2 separate regions of the Homo sapiens genome follow, and region 2 is linked to region 1. A link is a loop called in an ENCODE intact Hi-C map of the cell type or tissue named here. Cell type or tissue: Caco-2. All regions are shown on one strand. Links, peaks and the distances in the headings refer to the core of each region. The heading gives the core; the rest is flanking DNA.

Region 1 (2,820 bases), core at 165-2,664:
AGGGTGAGTTGAGGTGGAGAAATATTCGAAGCAGGAAGGCACATTAGAACATGCAATACTGTGGTTATGAAGGATGAAGAAGTTAAATAAACCGTGGCAGGATGGACAGGCATGACAGCAAACTGAATATGAAGAATGATCACCACGGGAAAGTCGCAAAGCAATCCTCCTAAATTTGGGGATGGAGAATGGTGCCATTAAGACAATAAATACAGAAGATAGATGAAGCTGGGAAGAAAGATACTTAGTTGGATTTGGGACACTATGGATGTGAAATGCACATGCAATTTGCAGATGTTCAGTAAGTAATAGGAAAGACTTTTTGTTCTCAAATGCTCATGACGCATGCTTTATATGCATTATTTATTTATCCTTACAATAACCCACATCATGTCTGACGTAACTGACGCTGAGCTACACATGTTAGCTGAACTCAAAACCAGGATTGTCTCACTTCACAAGGAAAGAGAACACAGCTAGCAGTACTGAGTGCCTTCTAGGACATAACCATTCCCCAAATAACTTAGAGTCTGCTATCAACTCTATTTTACAGATGAAACAGTTCAGGCCTGGGATGCGTGAAGGCACCTACGTGCCTGAGGCTGCCTTCCTGGTTAGAGCCGGGCTCAGGTTGGCTGCAGACCTCATGGTGTGTGTGGCCTCACTTCACTCCTCTAGCCTCAGTTCATTACTGCACCCGCTGTCGCCATTCCGAGTAGTAATGGGGTAAGCTGCACACAGCATGCAGAAGAATGCCTAACATGCAGGACAGTGCTCAAGGCCAGCCAGTTATTTTTCATTATGGAACAAGGTTGTGCATCGGATATTACTTTTATTCTCTAAATAATGGCAATGATTCACCCACATCCACCCACCAGGGAGTGGTGGAGCATATGTGGAATCCAGGTTCCCCTTCCTTCAATCCTACAAGTTTCTCATGGTGCCTCCACCTTTCTTTTTTTAATACTCACTTCCAGGAAGCCTGAAATGCCTTCCCTCAAAAATACATTTACCTCAACATGCATGTAGTGAAAGCGTGTTGGTGTCTGAAAGAAGAGACCTCTTCATTTATCTGGAAAGTCTACCTGCAAGCTCTTTTCTCACTGACACTGTGTATAATTACTTTTTCCGGATGTACTTAAGCCCCATCACCGTGCTCTCTGCTACTCTGCGCAGGATCTGCGGTGCAGCTGCTGAGGGGTGCCTTTCGGGACTGGCCTCTGTGGAGGCTGCTCTGGGCACCCAATATTGAATCCACCTCTTGAAAGCCGTGAAGCTATGCAGTCCTAAGAGAACACTTTATTTTTACTGGCGAGAAGAAGATCACTTTCGACACATTGCTGTGCAATTCGTAAAAGAAAAATTATGAGAAAGGCTTATAATTTTTTCATGACATGGAATGACAGCAGGAAGTTACGCTGGAAAAGGAGTAATGCACGCTGACATAGCTTTGAGGACAATCTCCCCAAGACATACCGGGACCACACATGGGAGGTGATTACACTCCAGTTAAATTCCTTTCACTCACTTCTGTACAAAAGCTCTGCTGTTTCTCTTTGATCCTCCAGAGGATATCTTCTCTCTGTTGTGTGGACTGTGGCCACTGGCTACTCCTGTCTCTCATGATAACCTTGTCGATTTTGGACTGCGCCTTCTCTGCTGCTATTATGAGAGCTGGCTTTATTCTCAGTTCAGAGGCAGCAGTGCTCAGCTTTTGCTGAGAAAATGCTAAACGTTAAATGTTATCACACATTTTGCTTTTCAATGATAAAAGGACCAAGAGGAACCACCTCTTCCCGACTAAATAACTCTGGGATACTGCAAAGAAAGCATTTCTCTCTCTCTGGTGTTTACAACTCAAGGCTTAGATCAGTAGTAAAGATAAACTCAGGTGAAATTCCTTTGTCCTGGATTGAGTGGTGAAGAAATTACTTACCTAAAATCTAAACAAATATGACTGTTTAGTTTCAGAATGTTCTAAGGTGTGTTTTTGTTTTTTTAGTTCAGTTTCAAATTACACAAAGTATAATTCAGAGAACATAATTCAGTGCTCACACACCCTAGAAATGATTTAAGAATTAAATTCACTGCTTTTCTGAGCCCTGACATTACTCTGATTTTAGTTCTGGGCACCTCAGCTTCCTTCTCCTATCTCTGTCAACATTTCTACCTTCTTTTGACTTCCAGCTATTCTCATCCACTGTCCTCTGGTTTCCCTGGGGCCTCTCAAGCTGTCTTGTATGGCTGATTTGAATTGATGGCCACAATGATAATTCATAATGATTGGGCTTTACAGCACACATAAAAATCCAAGGATTCTGTGAGATCCATATTTGCAGCTAGCAATTTTCAAGGACTTGAATTTTAAGACCAATGGCAAATATGATAATAAATATCTTCAAAACAATGCAAATTGCCAGGGGCAACAATTTGGATATTTCCTGTTAGCCATGTCAGACAATTTTAGGTTCTGTATTCAACAAATTCTGCAACGATTGTTTCATTATGAACTTGGCCCCAGGAGTGTGCTGGGGGCACAGTGGACATTGTTATTTTTTCCTGCATGGAGCTTATAGTCTGAGGAGGAGGCAGATGACAACCAAATAGCTGCTCACACAGCAGTCACAGCAAGGTGCCCTTGGAGCATGTGGGCCCCTTTAGAGGCCTGGCAGAGTCTAAGTGGGCCTCCAGAGGGTTTCCCATGAAAAAGTGACCACGGAGCTGAGATCTGAAGGGCGTCTGAGATTCATAGATGAGGGGAGCATGTTTTAGCTCAGGGAAGAGTGGAGGCAAGGACTGGGGGCAGAAGGGAACATGGCC
Region 2 (2,820 bases), core at 212-2,711, 53 kb before region 1:
TTTCAAATAGGGTAGCTGGTTTTCTCTACTCCATGATTAGAGGCCATACCTTTAAACCCCCAACCAGGCAGCTGCCTAATTTGTAAGTGAATGCCTCTGCAAAGATCAGGCCATGAGAAAGAACATGAGAACACAGTCATTCACTGAGCAGATGTATTGAGCCACTCTTAGGTGCCAGGCAGTCTGTTAGGTCCCTCCCCTCGCTTGGCTTAGAGACTAGAGGTAGAGACAGGCATTCCATAAGTAACTACTAGTGTGATGAATGTCATAAGGAGAAAATGCATGGCTCAGTATACGTCCATCAACTGTGTTTGAAAAAGAAGCCATCAATATCTGCATTCTTTTCATGTGTATTTATTATTAGTTATAATATGTTTACATATTAATAATCCATGCATATGCATTATTATATTGGTTATTCATAATACATTATTTTACTTCTGTCTTCTTATAGCCCTGAGACTATTACTGTAAAGAGCAAGAATTTTGTGCTGCTCCGGGAAAGAGAGTAATCAGATACCATTTAACTCATTGGTAATTGTTGCTTATCAGTCCTCCTTTTAAAAAAAAAAAAGAAAAAAAAACGACCCTGCTGTAGCTGGGTGCTATTTTATTTTAGTCATCTTCATCCACGGTAGACTGTGTTGAAACAATGCCAGACTGAACATTGATACCAGGTGCCTGTCCTAGCAGAATCCAATATCACACCTGCAGATAGAGTGTAAGATTACGTCATGTGTCGTGCCCGAGCACCACAAATGACTCTATACTTCATCTCAAATAACATTATAATTTACACTTGGAGCCTTCAGACTATGTAGCCTTGGCCAAATGAAAGTTTTTGCAGCCAAACACATCAAACTCAATATATTTCACTGCGCCAGTGGGATTGTTTTTTTGAGAAAGTTGAACATAATTAAATCTATCAATGGCATTTCAAATAAAAAGTACCTGTCTTGGATAGGTAGGCTTATAAACATTTGGCTGTCAGTTAGGAAGATGTCACAGAGTTTTGTGCTGGAAACCAAAGAAAAATGAAAGAACTCTAGTGTGTTATGTGAATTGAATAAGAGTTCACCAATGAAAGGAGGAACAATGAGATCTTTTGTTTTACAGAAATGTCATAGTTATAAAGGTATACATTTAAACTTGGAGAATCACTTCAGGCAAAAATGAAAACCCTCCCAACTCAAACATTTTCCCAGCTCCAGGACATAATCTACAGTAATCTCTGAACTTTTGGAAATATTGTGTGGATATTTCAACACCTACTCACCTTGTCCATTCTAATTGTCACCTTTGCACTTTGGTGCCTGATAGGCTTCTCTTAGAGAGCAGGCATCGTCACCTGCTCACACTTTGATCCACTGGCTGGAAAGCAGCTGCTCTTCTTTGTTCGGAAAACCATTGCTAATGTTTATATGAATAGAGGAAGGGAAGAATGTCCTCATTCCTGTTCTTCCCCTACCACCTTCTTCAAAGGACCAGAGGAGCTTTCCACCTGGCTATTGGGTGCCTCTGACTTTTGGGTTCATTTTATCGTTCTCATATCTATGGAATTGCCCCAGCATCTTGAATCTTTCAGACAGGCTTATTTATGTTTAAGACAGGCCAATAATCTCTGTGGTCTTGAGTCTGATTGTAGGGGAGCCAGAGATCTTTGTCACTCCAATAAAAGTAACTCCCTCTTAACTCTGCCTTTGTTTTGTAGTATTGCCATGGTAGTTGAGGACTGTCTTAGAATCCTGCATTTCCTGTGCCTTGTCGCATGGGTGCAGGATGTAGAACACAGGAAGTGAGGATGTTGATTGTAGTCTATATAGGATTGTGTAACAAGGGTTCCAGGACACTTTGAAGGGCCTGGATTATTTGGAGGAAGATTGTCCTGGGAGGAGGTTGGAAAACAACTATAGGAGAAATGTGAAAGCACAGAATAGAAACTTGATTTTTATCACTCTTCTGTGTGCTATGACCACAAGCTACTGGGGAAACCGTTTTATTGTACAGCAATGAATACATCAGATAATATGGAGACATGTATGTAGAGGAAGCAGCATGCATCTTCTCACCAGGTCTTTGTCATCAATTTTTAATTGAACAATGCTTTTCTATGAAATTATTTTCATTGATCTCATATCAGGGAACAAAATGTACTGGGCAGCTTCTCCATGGTAACAAACAACCCCCAAGTCTCTGTGGTTTCCAAGAGTGTTCATTGCTTGCCATTTCATGTTGGTGACTGCAGTTGATGGTAGGAGCCACAGTTCCGCTTGGGTCTGTTGGCTCTGCACTAAGCATCTTCTCATCCTTGCCTAGGCTAAAGACACAATATTTACTGGGGAAAAGCCATGCTGGTAGAAAAAGACAAATGTAAGAAATCTGGGAGAAACATGCAGTACCTCGGCACACAATCTCCCTTTACTCCCACTCCCTCAGTCTGATAAAGCCACACGGCCAGGCTGTACAATGGCATGGGGAGTTGTATTTTGCCGACAGGGAGGCACTGCCAGCTACACGCCAGCAGGCAGGATGTGTGACATCTTATGGGAGGGAAATGAATAGAGGGATCAATAATTCAGGTTGTCATAGCATGTCTGTTCTCATGTGGTTTCTTGCCCAACTTTAAAGAAATCCCAAGTAAATTCAGCTTTAGAGATGTTCAGAGTATTAGTGCATGGAAAGCCACACAGCCTCATACAGTTCTTGAATATGTATCCATACCTCTTTCTAGTCTACACACTGAGTGCCAATTAACATTTCCCAGGGTGCTATTTGTCATTGGTACTTTTATTTTTATTTTTTCTTATTTTTGAGACCAAG

Evidence for each region. Peaks named below come from ENCODE experiments on the same cell type or tissue, not always from the same donor. Only the 100,000 strongest peaks of a DNase experiment are listed, where the experiment ranks them.
Region 2: it touches region 1 in a loop (6-fold over the local background); 2 of 110 quality-filtered maps call a loop at or near these places.

The regions. Positions count from the first base shown.
Region 1 is chr13:22,134,072-22,136,891 of GRCh38, forward strand. The region is part of intron 3 of LOC105370108 (a long non-coding RNA gene); the gene reads left to right. Among named protein-coding and RNA genes, the nearest start is that of LINC00540, 75 kb to the right of the region's middle. In Caco-2, for the core only: no CTCF peak of the experiment used is centred there; a DNase peak (open chromatin) is centred at 1,560.
Region 2 is chr13:22,080,895-22,083,714 of GRCh38, forward strand. The region is part of intron 3 of LOC105370108 (a long non-coding RNA gene); the gene reads left to right. Among named protein-coding and RNA genes, the nearest start is that of LINC00540, 130 kb to the right of the region's middle. RefSeq lists an enhancer at 1-400. In Caco-2, for the core only: no CTCF peak of the experiment used is centred there; a DNase peak (open chromatin) is centred at 1,367.